Regions from separate parts of the Mus musculus genome. Here region 1 is linked to region 2. Evidence: chromatin loops called from intact Hi-C (ENCODE). Cell type or tissue: gastrocnemius. All regions are shown on one strand.

The links. A loop is a pair of places that touch in the nucleus more often than their neighbours do. Peaks named below come from ENCODE experiments on the same cell type or tissue, not always from the same donor. Only the 100,000 strongest peaks of a DNase experiment are listed, where the experiment ranks them.
Region 1: it touches region 2 in a loop (6-fold over the local background); 32 of 42 quality-filtered maps call a loop at or near these places.

What each region holds. Positions count from the first base shown.
Region 1 is chr6:120,219,290-120,227,289 of GRCm38, reverse strand. It overlaps B4galnt3 (beta-1,4-N-acetyl-galactosaminyl transferase 3), which reads left to right. Exons shown (of 20, transcript NM_198884.2): 4 at 2,102-2,197; 5 at 2,655-2,745; 6 at 3,114-3,214; 7 at 3,622-3,689; 8 at 4,939-5,017; 9 at 5,160-5,226. Among named protein-coding and RNA genes, the nearest start is that of B4galnt3, 72 kb to the left of the region's middle. In gastrocnemius, CTCF peaks have their summits at 4,419 (motif pointing left) and 7,845; DNase peaks (open chromatin) are centred at 1,610 and 4,415.
Region 2 is chr6:120,292,885-120,300,884 of GRCm38, reverse strand. B4galnt3 (beta-1,4-N-acetyl-galactosaminyl transferase 3) reads left to right here and starts at 5,988. Exons shown (of 20, transcript NM_198884.2): 1 at 5,988-6,494. The coding sequence starts at 6,326. In gastrocnemius, a CTCF peak has its summit at 4,104 (motif pointing left); DNase peaks (open chromatin) are centred at 5,960 and 6,395; H3K4me3 peaks cover 1,432 bases; H3K27ac peaks cover 332 bases.

The DNA of each region.
Region 1 (8,000 bases), 74 kb after region 2:
GGGGGCTGGGAAGGCAGGTCAGTCATAAAGATCACAGTGAGATGATCTTTATGACGATGTGACTAAAGTCTGAAGTCACCTGAAGTTTTTAGCTGCAGAGTGACCTGCTTCATCAGATCAGTCCAGTTGCTCAGGACAGTCCTGGGGGGCAGTAAGAACACCCAGGGCAGGGGAGACGCCACCATCTGCCTCCTCCTGCTGCTGACCTGGAAAGCCCAGTAAGTCCCAGCAGAGGTGGAGTAGACCTTCCCTTCCCTGAATACCCCTTCTGCACTCACCTTCTCCATGGAGTAATTGCTGTGTGTTCTCAGGGAGTCACTTCCTGAGCCCCGATATCCTCCCTTCTAAATGAGACAAGCTGACAAGTACTTTCTCCCGTACGGCCAGCTGTAAGTTCCAAACCATCACAAGCTTGGAGGAGGGGCTGGAGAGATGGCTCAGTGGTTAAGCGCACTGACTGCTCTTCCAGAGGTCCTGAGTTCAAATCCCAGCAACCACATGGTGTCTCACAACCATCTGTAATGGGATCTGATGCTCTTTTCTGGTGTGTATGAAGACAGCCACAGTGTACTTATATATAATAAATAAAACTAGGAGGAAGCCCACCCCTTCCCTGGCCTTCTGTCTATGTCAGGCAAAGGAGAAGGGCCACCTCGGAGGCTGAGGTTCCAGAGTGCCACATCTTTGTTAGTATAGAGTCCCTAAAATGGAACAACACAAAACACAAATTCTGATGTAGTTGTCAGTCTGGGTCTGAGGAAGAAGACAGTGTCCAAGGATCCCCAAGACACCCCCACAGTCGGAGGTTACCCACAAAAGTTTGAGGCTCAGCCAAATACTGGGTAGAGCCTACCTCAAAGAAAAGGCTATTTCTCTCTTCCACTCTCCTTCCCTGCTTCCCTGAGGGCTTCCTATAGCACCTCAGGCTCTCTTGGCTGAGCTGGATTGCTTGCGGAGGAGCTGGGAGAAATTGGTATCTCCCTGCCCTCAGGCCAAAGCTGCTTTCTGGGCAAAAACCCCTTCTCGTGCCAAGTGCCAAGTCTGACATCGTAGCTCCAGGCTTCACACAGCTGACGGCTCTGCTCTGGTGGCCGTGCTCCCCTCAAGTCAGAGAACCAGAGCTCTCTGACCTGGAGGTCTCCTGGGGAGGGGACAGAAGCAGACCACTTGGAGAAGACAACTGAATCCTTTAAGCTGGACTTGAGGAATTTCCCCAGAAGCAGCATAAAGTCCCCATTCTTTTCCTTCCTTGGAGCCTCTAACCGCCTCCCACCTACCAACCCACAGACTTCCTCACCCACCCCAGCCCCCTCCCTACATTCCTGTGAGTGGTGGCTACTTCCCAAGGTCCCAGGTCAGAGAGTGACAAGCTAGCCTCTGCCAGTCAGTGAGGAGCCTGTGAGCTGCAGGAGGCCCTGAGGGGGCCCCCAGATACCACCATGGATTTCCTCAGATGCTTCCCCCAGCCAGAGTATGGAGACCACTGGGTAGGTGAGGTCATGACAGGCAGAAGGCTGCAGAGCCTTCCTCTCCTGAGAAACAGGGCAGGCATGATAGGCAAGCCCTTGGCTAGAACCTGACCAAGCTCCTCCCAGCTCCTTCTGTCACTTGCATCGTTTTGCCACGGCTATTAAGCCCCTTGCCTGCACGTGTGTGCATGTGTGCGTGTGTGTGCGTGTGTGTGAGTGTGTGTGTGTGTGTGTAACCTCAGAGTCAGGCCATAGGGCTGATGTTAGCTTTTCATCAGGACAAGCATTCCTGAGATAACCAACTCATGAACAAGAAAACATTGTGTAGGCTCAAGGGTTCAGAGGGTTAATCCTAGGCCTGCTTGGCCCAGTTCCTTTGACTTGTGGCAGCTTAGTGCATCCTGGTGGCAGAGGACTGACTGGCGAGTCATGAAAGATAGGAAGCAGTGAGGATCCCAGTAATCCCTTCAGGGGCACCGCCCTATAACCTAACCTTCTCCTATTAGGTCCTCACCTCCTAAAGCTTCCACATCTTCCAGTACCACCACGGACTGGGAGCCAAGCCTTCCATAGAGTATTCGAGAATCACTGTGTCCACTTCTCACTCACTGCCCCCTCTCTGCCCCACACAGTTCCGGGGCCACGCCAACCTACATGTGTTTGAAGACTGGTGTGGCAGCTCCATCCAACAGCTGAGGAACAACCTGCACTTCCCACTCTACCCCCACGTGAGTACCTGTGGGGATGTTTGTACATGGTGCCTGGACCACCCTCTGTGTCTCCTGCATCTCATGCACTCCACCTGCCTCCTTCCCTGCTTCTTCTCAGTCCATCACAGTCGGTCTTACTCCCTCGATCTCTTGGGCCTTCTCTTCCTCTGTCCAGAAGATCTTTTTTGTCTTCTCCTTCCCCGAGACTCTTGCCACCTGCCGCTGGGCAGCATTTCATTCAGTTCAGGCTCTCTTGATGTTTATCCAAGGGCAACATGTGCATCGTACACGGCCAGCTGGACCGAGAAGCGAGTAGGATCTCATAAGCACACCTATCTTGTACTCCACCCACCATACCACACCCCTAGTCTCCCATCGGCTGCCCCCCTCTTCTCCTCCCCACCAGCCTTGAGTAGACCGAGTTCTTCAACTCTTCTTCCTGATTCTGAGTGACAGTTCATCTTTCTTGACGTAGATCCGCACAACTCTGAGGAAGCTGGCTGTGTCCCCCAAGTGGACCAACTATGGCCTCCGCATATTTGGCTATCTGCACCCTTTCACCGATGGTGAGGGAGTCCCGAAGCCCCACTCCTCTTCCTGCTTCCACCTTCCTGGGGCAGGAGGGTCCTAGAAACATAACCCTGAGCCCTTGTTACTCCATCACGGAGGGAGGGGAAACTAAGGCATAGTGAAATCTCATCCAGTATCCTCAGGCAACTGCCCCACCCCCAAAGCCTGGAACTGGCTGGTCTACATAATTCTTCTCCATCTTCATATTGCTCCCCCAGAATGTAGAGTCCCCTCCCCCATGCAAAAATGGCGGGTAGGGCAAGTCACTGTGAGTGAAGAAAATCAATGTGCAGGTGTAACAGAGGCGTTCAGCCTCCGTGCCAAGGCCCTCTTTGATTCACCCAGACACTCTGCTGTTGCCCAGGGAAAATCCAGTTTGCCATCGCTGCTGATGACAATGCTGAGTTCTGGCTGAGTCGTGATGACCAGGTCTCAGGCCTTCAGCTGCTGGCCAGCGTGGGCAAGGTAGGACCAGCTCAGCCCTTGACCTCTCATTGGCCCTTGGAGGCGGGTACTGATGTGGTATGAGGGTCTTGGGAGCCTCCTTGACCATTAATGTCATTGACATGAAGAAGGGACAGAAGCCACACATGGTGCCCCTCAGCTCTGTCCTACACTGAAAAGGGCATGGGAGATGTGGACAGAATGGGGACCCAGCTATATACATTTTTCAGGTTCCATTGTCCCCGAGCCCATGCTAAGGATTCATGCTGGGTTGGTTGCCTATGGGAAGGCTCCCTTCCATTATTGGGGGCAGAAGTGTGTTGGCCGGCAATCCTTTTTAACTCTGTCTTCCCTCCTTTGCTATTCCCCTCTTCCCCCATCTTCTCTCTTTTCCTCTCCTTCCTTCTCCCTTCTCTCCCCACTTCTAGACAGGAAAGGAATGGACAGCCCCTGGAGAGTTTGGGAAATTTCAGAGTCAAATTTCCAAGCCAGTGAGGTAAGTAGGGTGGGTTACCACCCACACTCTTGTGAGCCCCTCCAGTGCCAGGCGTGTCAGCATGAGAGATCCAGGAGGCCCCTTGCCATCTTCACCAGCTCACTGCTCAGGGTTAGTATGAGTGAGAATCCACACCGTTTGTCTAAGCAGAAGCCATCGGCCCTGCCTTTCCTCATTTTATAAATGGTTTTTAGACTCTTTTTCTCACGAGTGCATTTTGCCTACATGTATGTACAAGGGTGTGCCGTGTGTAGGCCTGGTGTCCTCAGAGGACAGAAGGCTTATTGGATCCTCTGAAACTGGTCTTACAGATGGTTGTAAGCTGCTACATGGGTGCTGAGAACCAAACCCTGGTTCTCAGCAAGAGCAGTACTCACTCATAACTTCTAAGCTGTCTCTCCAGCTCATCCCCCACCCCCACCCTCATTTCAGAGGAGGCGATTGAGACCCAGAGCTTTGTGGCTGGATGGAAGGCCACACAGATAGTGACACTCAAGGCTAGAAAACAGGTCTCTTTTTTTTCTTCCTATTTTCTTTAGACCTAGAAATGCTCGCACTCATAAAGACTGCCTAGTGCTTGCTCTGGGGCTTCAGAGAGGGAGTCCCTACAGGGAACTGGAAGCCTGACCTTGAAGTGATCCTAGGAAATCTGACCTCTTCCAGCCTACAGCCACTGGAATGGCATTAAGAGCTAGCCTATGAACTTAGCTCAACTTCAGCACGCCACCTGGTGGCTTGCACATTCACAGGCGAGACCATATCCCAGCTTCAAGGGACAGGGAGAGAGAGAGAGAGAGCCCTTGGTACTTGGTGTGCCCGAGTTATTGTGAGTGCTCTGAGCTCTCTCAGTGCTTTGCATGGACCCTAAAGGCTACCTGGTCCAAATTACAACTGCGTTGCTCACTACCTGGGCGACTTTGGGCAAATTACCAAAGATCACCGTGTCTTTAAGCCGAAGACTGTCAGGAAAAGAATCATGTATGGTCCCGGTAGCAGAGACTACTCACTATGGCTTTAATCATGGGTGCCATGTCACTGGGTCTCCCAGTGAACTTCTGAACTATTTATATTTGGCTCTTTCAAAAGGAAAGACAAGGTTAGTTGTCAGGAGTAGGTGGGGGATAGTTAAATAGCAAGCACCTGGTAGGAGAAAGGGGCACGGGGGAGGGGGGCGCTTGTGGGTGGGAAAGGTGGATGATGGAGGTGGCTAGCTGAGGAAAAGCCTCCGTTTCCTGTCTTTGTCCGCCAGTTTATCAGCCTCCCTCAGGTACTACTTTGAGGTCCTGCACAAGCAAAATGATGAAGGCACTGACCACGTGGAGGTCGCGGTGAGTGCCTTTATCCCTCTTGACAACCCATCCCCCCCCCCCCACGTTCACGTACCTTTCCCAGCATTCCCTTGCCCATATCTTTTGAACACTGTCCCAAGCCCAGCGTCCTCCAACCTCTGTGCCTTTCCTCTAATTCTAGTGGAGACGGAATGACCCTGGAGCCAAGTTCACCATCATTGACTCCCCCTTCTTATCTCTCTTTACAAGTAAGTAGGCTCTGCCTGCCTGGGAGCCCAGGGGCTCCATTAGGGAGAGTGTGGCCCATGGTAAGGTCAGAGGGGTGGGAATAAAGTTCAGATATGTAGAGGACGGGTATGACAGAGTTCCAAGGAAGGATGAGAGCCTGAGAGACCTTACAGTTAGGGAGACTTTACTCTCCTGGGTAGAGGTCTGTTTAATGGTGGTGGTGGTGTGTGCCTTTAATCCCAGCACTTAGGAGGCAGAGGCAGACAGATCTTTGTGAGTTCGAGGCCAGCCTGGTCTACAGATGGAGTTCTAGGATAGCTAGGTGCTACACAGAGAAACCCTGTCTCAAAAAACAAAGACAACGTACTAAACATAGATGTGGTCTCAGGTTGGTTTGTTTGTTTGTTTAAGGGGGAAGGCAAGCAGTCAACTCCCTAGGGGTCTTGATGGAGCAGAATTTCTTAAATCTCTCCCAACAGTTATCCCTGTTAGCCTGAGAAATCTACACATGATTCCAGGTATATGGGTCCAAAATAGGTAGACACACCAAACATTCATTGATAACAGATCATAAGGACATTCATTTTACAGTGATGCTTTTGATATACCAATTATTAAAGGTGAAAGCAAATTTGTCTGTGGATGAAATATATATATTTTATTTTTACATGGTTAAATCTTGGTGCTGAAAAGATGTCTTAAACTCCAGTTTCAAAGGATTTGATTCCTTCTTCTGCTCTCCATGGGCACATAGATTTGGGTAAAACACTCATACACAGAAAATAAAATTTAACAATATAAACCTTTTTTTTAAAAAAGAGCACTAAGTGTTCTTCCAGCAGCTCTGAGTTCAGTTCCAGGCCCACACATCAGCTCACAGTTAATCTGTCTTATCCCAGAGATCTGATGGCCTCTTCTGACCTTCACAGGCACCAGCACATAAGGCGTATACTCACACAGACAGACATACAAACATAAATATTAGGCCAGGTGGTGGTGGTGCATGCCTTTAATCTCTGCACTCAAGAGGCAGAGGCAGGCTGATCTCTGTAAGTTCCAGGCCAGCCTGTGTTATCTAGTACATTAAAGAACAGCCAGGGTTACATGGGGGGGGGGGTGACCCTGTCTCAAAACAAACAAACAAGCAAATTATTTTTAAAAATAAAACTTTGTTTAAATATTTGATGCTGTATGATATGCAGCATCTTCTAGTCTTTTCAAATAATCAATATTGTATATGTATGTGTGCATGTGCCCGGGGCACACATGTGCAGAGGCCAGAGAGGACATCGAGTGTCTGCTTTTTTGCTGTCTACCTTATCCCGTAAGACAGGACCATCTCCTGGCGAGATGGCTCAGCAGTTAAGAGCACTGACTGCTCTTCTGAAGGTCCTGAGTTCAAATCCAAGCAACTACATGGTGACTCACAACCATCTGTAACAAGATCTGATGCCCTCTTCTGGGGTGTCTGAAAAGACAGCTACAATGTACTTACATATAATAAATAAATAAATCTTTTTTTTAAAAAATTGGAAAACAAAAAACAACAACAAAAAAGACAGGCCTTCTCTCTGAAACTGAAGCTCGCCACAGTGGCTAGGCTGCTTTCGTGTGAGCTTTTAGGCTAAAGGCTATGTTCAACTTTTATGTGTGTACTGGAGATTCAAACTCATGTGCATAAAACAGACACTCTTACTCACTGAACCATATCCTCAGCTCCTTGATCAATATTTTAGTTTTATAATCATCGGTGCTGGGTGTACTGCTTTGTATAAATCATTGCTGAGAGCACCTCATTCAACATTAGTGGTACAAAATAGAAACTATGTTAAGGGTCATTTTGAAAATTCTGTCCCAATCCTAAGCCAAAATTCACTTGATATCTTTCTTTTTCTTTTTCTTTTTTTTGTTTTGTTTTGTTTTGTTTTTGAGACAGGGTTTCTCTGTGTAGCCCTGGCTGTCCTGCAATTCACTCTGTAGACCAGGCTGGCTTCAAACTCAGAAATCTGCCTGCCTCTGCCTCCCAAGTGCTGGGATTAGAGCCGTGCACCACCACTGCCCGGCACTTGATAGCTTTCTTAAGTGTTCAAGTCTTTGTTTTCTGTCATTAATCTGTTATGTTTCTGTAAGAGCACACAATGTCATGTGCACAGTAAAAACACCCTATCATAACATTCAGTAGTTTTGTACCTGAGCAAAAGTGTTTCAGGGATTGTTCACTGGCCTTGCTAGGTGTGTGGCATGTGTCGGATGTTCGGAACCAAGGACGATGCTGGTTCTGGAACCTTTTAGCTATTGACCTTTTTTTTTTTTTTCATGACCAGTTTTCAAAACCAGAAACCTTTACTATTGACACATCTTTTTCATGGACCCCCCCCCACCACCACCACCCAGCTACAGCACTCCCTGTAGGAGCTTGACCACCAGCTTAAGCTGTGGACTGGAGAAGAAAAGAGGTAGCCCGAGCAGACCCGAGGAATAAAAATGCCAGAGTCTGATCCCCAGTCTGGGCTGTGATGGAGAAGACTCTAGTTAGTGGGCTGTGCAGACAAGGGATGCCTGGGGAAGCCTGGCTCACTGTGATCACATGACATTCACAGATGGTATGAGAGAGGCTGCCCTCTAGAGAATGGAACTAGATTACATGGGTGGTAACATCTTTCCCTCTTACCAGAGAAGCCTTAAGTTCAAACTCCAGCACAGCCAGGAATACCCAGGAAGTACTATACAGGAATACCAAGGAAGTACTATACAGGTGTAGGCTAAGTGAAATTAAATAGTACAGCTGAGTATA
Region 2 (8,000 bases):
ACTCTTGTTTCAGCAACAACTAAATAGAATCCAGGAAGTTTTTTGTTTTTTTGTTTTTTTTTTTCTTGCCCTAGGTGATAAGATAAACTTTCAACTGTAGTAACAATAAATAATAAAATAAAATAAAAATGAAGAGAAATCAAAATGACTTTTCTGGGAGCCGGAGAGATGGCTCAGCGGTTAAGAGCACTGACTGCTCTTCCAGAGGTCCTGAGTTCAATTCCCAGCAACCACACATGGTGGCTCACAACCATCTGTAATGGGGTCCAATGCCCACTTCTGGTGTGTCTGAAGGCAGCAACAGTATATATATGACAAATAAATAAAATCTTAAAAAAAAAAAACCAAAACAACAACTTGGTTTCAATACCCTAAAAAGATGGGGGGAGGGGAAAGGAGAGTGGGAGGGAGAGGACAGGAGGAGGAGGAAGAAGAGTGCTTTTTCCTATGGGCTTCCTAGCAACAAAGCAAACTTCAGAGGAGAAAAATAATTGATATTATTCTGTTGAAAAGCCTGAGCAAATAAAGCTGTAGCTCTCTCCCCCACCCCCCATAAATGTGCTGGGGCATCCCTTACACTGATAGAAGGCAGAGAGAGGCTGTAATGATTTGGAGGCAGGAGCTGGGATACGGCTCAGTGGCCAGGATGCTCTCCTAGCAGCCATGAAGCTCCAAGAAGCACATAGAACGGCCATGGTGGCATAATTGGGTCAGACTTGGTCAACTGAAAGAGAAAATGTGGGCATGTAGCTCAATGGTAAAATGCTTGTTATGTGTAAGGCTCTGAGTTCGATCTGTGGTGTGCATGCAAAGCCACCAATGGCCGAGTCAAGAAGCTCTTCAGCCAGCCTGTTACATAGAAAACCCTATCTCAAAACACAAAGCATAAACTGGGCACAGTGATACACACCTGTAATCTCAGTACTTGTGAGGCGGAGGCAGATCAAACGGTCAAGGCCATCCTGTTGTAGAAGGGAGTCTGGGGACAGTTTGGGCTATGTGAAATCCTGTCTAAGAAATAATGCGTGTATAAGGTACAGTGTTGCTTTGAACTGAAAGGGGAAGTATGTCCCAGCAATGGGCTGCCTAGTGAAAACTTCAAAGCACATACTTCTGCTCCCTGAATACTGTGCCAAAAACTGGGGCAGGGGTTATGATAAAGTCATGGTCTCTTAGTATGTGAATTCCAGAGGAGTTTCCCTAGCCCATACACTTTATTTTAACCCAAGCATAAGATTATCATCCCTTCTCCCTTTCTTTTGTTCTTATTGTTTTTAGTATGTACTTATGTACTTGTTGTTTTAAAGATTTATTTATTTACTCCGGCGGTGGTGGCGCTCGCCTTTAATCCCAGTTGGAGGCCAGCCTGGTCTACAAAGTGAGTTCCAGGATAGCCAGGGCTATATAGAGAAACCCTGTCTCAAAAAAACAAACAAGTATTTATTTATTTATTTATTTATTTATTTATTTATTTAATGTATGTGAGTACATTGTCACTGTCTTCAGACACACCAGAAGAGGGCATCGGATCCCATTACAGATGGTTGTGAGCCACCATGTAGTGGCTGGGAATTGAACTCAGGACCTCCAATAGAGCAGCCAGTGCTCTTAACCACTGAGCCATCTCTCCAGCCCTGTTGTTTGTTTGTTTTGGGGGGGTTTGTTTGTTTGTTTGTTTTTTCGAGACAGGGTTTCTCTGTGTAGCCCTGGCTGTCCTGGAACTCACTTTGTAGAGCAGGCTGGCCTCGAACTCAGAAATCTGCCTGCCTCTGACTCCAGAGTGCTGGGATTAAAGGCGTGCGCCACCACGCCCAGCCCATTGTTTGTTTTTAAGACAGGGTCTCACTATGTAGTCCTGGATGGTTTGGAACTCACTAAGTAGATTAGGTTGGCTTTGAACTCACAGAGTTCTGCCTGTCTCTGCCTCCAGAGAGTTAAGATTAAAAGCAAAACTGCCCATCATGCTCAAACATCCTTTTTTTTTTTCTTTACGGTTTAATCTTGAACTTTATTTTTAGCGTTGGGGATTGAATTGTGGGTCCTATGGCTAATACATGCTAGGCAAATCTCCAGTTTTTTCATCATTTAAAAAAAAAGAGAGAGAGAGAGGCTGGAGAGATGGCTCAGAGGTTAAGAGGACTGACTGCTTTTCCGGAGGTCCTGAGTTCAATTCCCAGCAACCACATGGTGGCTCACAACCATCAATAATGAGATCTGACCTCCTCTTCTGGAGTGTCTGAAGATAGCTACAGTGTACTTACATATATAATAAATACATTAAAAAAAAAAGAGTTAGGGTATTGCTAAGTTTGCTGAGGCTGCCTTTGAACTCAGTCTGTAGTCCAGACAGGTCTTGAACTTGAGATTCTCCTGTTGTAGCTTCCTTCCTATCTGGTGTCTGCACCGTTAGCCTTGTTAATCCTGCACATATTCCTCCATGGACATGGTAAGTAGCCATCACTTTTCCTGCCTAGTATGACAAACTGTGTAAGGTCACAGACACAGGGCTTTGGCAGAGCTCCTGCTTTTTACTTCTTCATCCAGATGGAAGGGCCTGACCATACTGGAAAGGAAGAGAAGTGGACAAGGAGGGTCCAGTTCTGGTGCTGTGATGTGCATGTATAGTGCCAGCTAGTGGGGAGGCTAGGCAGGCGGATCATTTGAGTCCAGCCTGACATACTGAAACCCTGCTGCAAACAGTAACCACAAGAGCAATCAATTCAGTAAGGGTTCTGCCTGTTCCTGGGAACGACTCCAGAGAAGCAAACTCTGCAGAATTATTCGTAGATAACGGATTCAGGGAAACACGGATGGAAATCAAGATGTCCTCACTAGATGACTGACAGGTGGTACTGATGAGCGAGGCCAGGGAGAGAAAGGATGAGAAGCAGAACGTGTCTGGATGAGTTGCAGATGTGCTGCTGCGAGAGTGCTCAGAGTTTCCAGGGTGAATTTGTTTCTCCAGGGGAACGTCCAGGAAAGCAGCATGTGCCGAGGAGGGGAAGGCAATGGACCTCAGGGCTCGGGATGCGGCTCAGGGCAAAGCACTTGCAAAGTCCTGGGTTCTGCTCATGGATTACCTATACAACATTTAATATTTAATATTTCTGAGCCCATTTCTTTTATCTGCAAAATGAATCAGTGAACCCTACCGCTTCTGTATAAATGACTCGTGCGAGTTGAGAACAAAAATCAAGCTTTGCCAAGATGAATAGCAAAATTGCTTGCTTACTTACTTACTTATTTTGGGTGATGGGGACTTGAGACAGGCTCTTTTATATAGCCCAGGCTGGCTTCAAATTCACTACGTAGCCTAGGATGACTTTAAATTTCTGGTTCTCCAGCTGGGCGGTGGTGGCGCATGCCTTTAATCCCAGCACTTGGGAGGCAGAGGCAGGTGGATTTCTCAGTTCGAGGCCAGCCTGGTCTAAAGAGTGAGTTCCAGGACAGCCAGTACTACACAGAGAAACCCTGTCTCAAAAAAACAAAAACAAAAACAAACAAAACAATTTCTGGTCCTCTTGCCTTCATTCCTGGAGTGCTGGAGTTACAGGTGAGTTGTGTGGTCCTGGGGTCTGAACCTAAGCCTTTGTGAAGGATAGGTTAGCATTCTACCAACAGAGCTACAACTCTAGCCTGGTGCTTAGTGTTTCTCCATGTAGTAGAATAATAATTGTTCTTCAGGGGCTGGAGAGATGGCTCTGTGGTTAAGAGTACTGGTTGTTCTTCCAGGGCACCTCAGTTTAATTCCTAGCATCTGCATGGTGGATAACAACTGTCTGTAATTCCATATTGCTCTCTTCTGACCTCTGAGGTACACACAGGGTATATATACATGCAGACAAAAACTTTCATATACATAAAGTAAAATAAGTCTAAAAGATGTCTATTTTTAAAAGTATTGTTCTGCGTAGAACATTGCTGCTCTATGCACCTTTTTATTCCTTTTTAAAAGAATTAATGTTTTAGGGCTGGAGAGATGGCTCAGAGGTTAAGAGCCCTGGATGCTTTTCCAGAGATCCTGGGTTCAATTCCCAGCAACCACATGGTGGCTCACAACCATCTATAATGAAATCTGGTGCCCTCTTCTGGCAAGCAGGCATACATGCAGGCAGACTACTGTCTGCATAATAAATAAATAGATCTTTTTTTTTAAAAATTACTTTTTTAGAGTTTAGTATACCAAATGTTGAGTTTTCTTTTTCTTTTTTTTAAAGATTTATTCATTATTATACGTAAGTACACTGTAGCTGTCTTTAGACACCCCAGAAGAGGGTGTCAGATCTCATTATGGATGGTTGTGAGCCACCATGTGGTTGCTGGGATTTGAACTCAGAACCTTTGGATGAGCAGTCAGTGCTCGTAACAGCTGAGCCATCTCTCCAGTTCCCGAGTTTTCTTATGGTAGTTTTACACACATGCGCATGCATGCGCACACTCACACACTTCATTATGTTCTTGTTCAGCCCTCTCCCACACAGCCTTTTCATCACTTCTTACCCCTCTGTTACTGACTGCCTTCCTCCCTCAGGTTCCTTCTGTTATCATGTAATGTGTATTCTATCAGTCTCTTTCCCCTCTTCCTCTTCTCTTAAGGATTTTTTTGAGATGGGGGCGCGTATACATGCGGCTGCACTCACCTACACTGGAAATCAAAACCAAGGCTTTGTGTATGCTAAACATTTCTCCTACAATTGGTATGTACGCCAGATCACTCTTCTCTTCTGCAGTCTCTACCCCTAGATTTCTTTTGTCTCTGTGCTGACCTTGGCTGACTTTAAAAAGCTTGCCTTGACCTTTCTTTCAAAGCTTCTATAATCATAAAAGAAGACCTTTTATGTGGCATGAGAGTTGGGAGAAAAGAAGAGACTCGGAAGGAAATAGCGCGAATCCACCTGTGGTACGGGCAGCTTAAGGAAGATGTGCCTCTCCTTTTCATTTTTTCTTTCTTTTTAAAATATTTTATTTCTCAAATGTACATGTGTGCCTCTTTGTGTGGGTATATTCATGTGAGTGGAGGCTGGAGCAGAAGCTAGAAGAGGAAGTTGGAATTAATGGGTTTGGGGAACCCACCTCAGGCCCTGAAGAAGAGCATCATACACTCTTTTCTCTTTTCTTTTTTTGAGATTTATTTGTTTATGCGTACGTACACTGTAACTGTCTTCAGACGCACCAGAAGAGGGCATCAGATCCCATTACAGATGGCTGAGGGCCACCATGTGGTTGCTGGGAATTGAACTCAGGACCCCTGGAAGATGCTTAATCACTGAGCCATCTCATCTCTCCAGACCCAGACCATGCACTCTTAATAGATGAGCCATCTCTACAGTTCTGCCAGACCCCCTTTCCATTTCCCTAGTTCTTTCATGGTTCTGGGATGGAACCCAGGGCCTCCTGAATGCTAAGCATTTGGTCTGCTCTTGAGTGGCCCCTCCATTTTTTTTTTTTTTTTAATCTCCAACAATCTTTCACCCAAAACACCTAAAACTGGAGAAACTCCTTGTAAAGGCTCCCCTGGTGCCTTTCAGTTGTAGTTGCGCCAGGGAAAAAACGGTATTCAAATTTGACTTGGAAGACAGTTAAGATTGAATGAAGTGTCAGTTAATTGTGACTAGGGTCTTTCTAGGTAGAGAAAGGTCCTGAGGCCAAAGTCACAGAGGTCACTTAAAAAAAATGTGTCTCAGCCCCACAGCAAGCTTCGAAAGAGCGCCTTCGAATATCTTGACGGTGACTGGGTTTTCTTGGTTCACAGAGTCCATGTCTTAGCTCGCATCTTCTTTCAGTCCCATATCCCTCATCATCACCCCACACACCCTCCCACATAACTCCAAGCCGGTGAGTACGCCAGGGACCAGCTCTCTCTGGCCCCACCTCTCCCCTTCCCTCATTCTCTAGGGGGCGGGGCCCACCTGCGCCTGGGGGCGGGGCCAAGGCGTGGGCGGGACAGGTAGGGAGTAAGGTAATGCTCGGAGCTGAGAGAAAGCGCCCTAACTGCAGCAAGCAAGCGCAGGGGCCGGAGGGCAACTAGGAGAGCCTCCTGGGCAGAGCGCTGGAGTGAGAAAGAAGAGAGGGAGGGAGGTGGCGGGCCTGCGACGAGGAGAGGCGTGGAGCGGACACTTGGGGAGGAGGAGCCCGGCTCCGCGGCCGGAGAACGACCTGCGAGGCACCCGCGCAGCCCAGGATCACCCCAACGCGTCGAGCATGAGCAGTCGGCCCGCTGGAGAGCGACCCGGGGAGACTGGCTGTGCGCCGCGCTGAGCGGCGGAGCCGGGCCGGAACGACGGGTGGGTAGCGGGTGCTGGAGCGGCAGGCTGGGCGAAGCGCCATGGGGAGCCCCCGCGCCGCGTTGCTGATGCTGCTCCTGCGCCCGATCAAGCTGCTGAGGAGGCGCTTCCGGCTGCTGCTGCTGCTCGCCGTAGTATCGGTGGGACTCTGGACTCTGTATCTGGAGCTGGTGGCGTCGGCCCAGGCCGGCGGGAACCCCCTGAACCACAGTAAGTAGCGCCGGGGGGCGAGGAGGTGGCGGAGGTGGGCGGGCGCTCCGGGCGGGGACCCGCCTCTCCGAGCTGATTCCAGGTGCCGGCGCCGCCCCGCGCTTTCCTGGGGACCTGGGCTTGTCGAGGCCACTGTGGGTCGCTGATCCTGGCCTGCCCACTCAGGACAGAGTGGAGCCGGGACGCTCTCAGGACATCCGGAGCGCTGGTGGAGGATTGGGGCGCCTTCCACCGTGCGGGAGCCACAGCCTCGCGGGACAGAGCTGTTTGCGAGCGCGGGCTCTGGGGCTGCGGCGCACTCGGCCACACGCTGCGATCAGAGCCTCCCCAACTTTGCCCTCGGCTTGCTGGAGTGGTTGGCTCGCTGTTTCCCCTCCAGCCGAGCTTTCGGGGGTTCCTTTTCAAAAAGCACCTCCGAGAGAGACGCCTGGCCTTCCCGCCTTGCGTGCGCCTCTTTTTCCAAGAGTCCCACCTCCTGAATGCGTGGTTCTCTGCTGGTCCAGACTGCCTCCTCCAGTGTTTTCACACTCTCCGCAATACCCACAGATCTAACAAACTCCCCAGACCCCGCCCAAGGCGACCCTGCCATGAGTAAATTCCTACTTGTATTTTTATTTCATCAAAGCACTCAAGTTTCTGCTTAGGAAAAGGGGAGGAAATGGCCTATCCCCTCTTCAATGGATATGATTATTACCCACAGTGACTTTCAGTATACTTTTGATAGGCTTAATAAAATTAAAAGTCATCTAGTAGCCAGAAAGGAGTGGAGAAGTTTCGAGAAGGGTCAGGTGCTCTTCTCCAGCCTTGAGGGGGGGGGGTGTGGGGGGAAGTTCTACTTCATCTTCTCACTGGGTCTCACTTTCCTGCTTTAAGAAACTCAAAGACTACCCTCCTGGTAGATTTTTTTGGCCAACAGTTTTTCTCTTAGCTGGATGTGATGGTTTATCTTTTGTGGCTCAGAAGAAGAAATGAGTGTCCTAGTCAGTAACTAAGCAGGATCGGTTTGGAGATGTACTCTTATAGCCCTACCTCTCTATGGCTGTGGACACAATTCTGGCTGTGAACTAGAAGATGCTGTTACAAGGGATCAAGCTATGGCTGTAGCTAGAGATCAAGAGGCAAGAGGAATCCTGCCTACATGGTCTCCAGGGTCCCTCTCAGTTGGGCTGTGGAGATTGTATGGCCTCTGACACTTGAACATTTCCAACGTGAGAGAGCCCCTACTTGGGGGAAGACCGAGGACGGTTGCACTCAGCCACAAGCATGTAGTCTTACAAAGAAGTCTTCCTTGCCTTGACCCCACTCTTCCTCCTCAGGTTTTGTTGCAGGTAGCTGAATTTTCTTGGAGTGTGTAACGGTGGGAGGTGTGGATTCATCTTCCTTGGAAGGCCTTTGCCAGCCTGGTTAGTGGGATAGTCTACATAAAATAGACAGGGAAGCAGTCGCTTTGTGATCCTGAAGTCAGTGGCTGCCTTTGCTCCTTTTCGCCTGTCCTCTGCCGCAGGT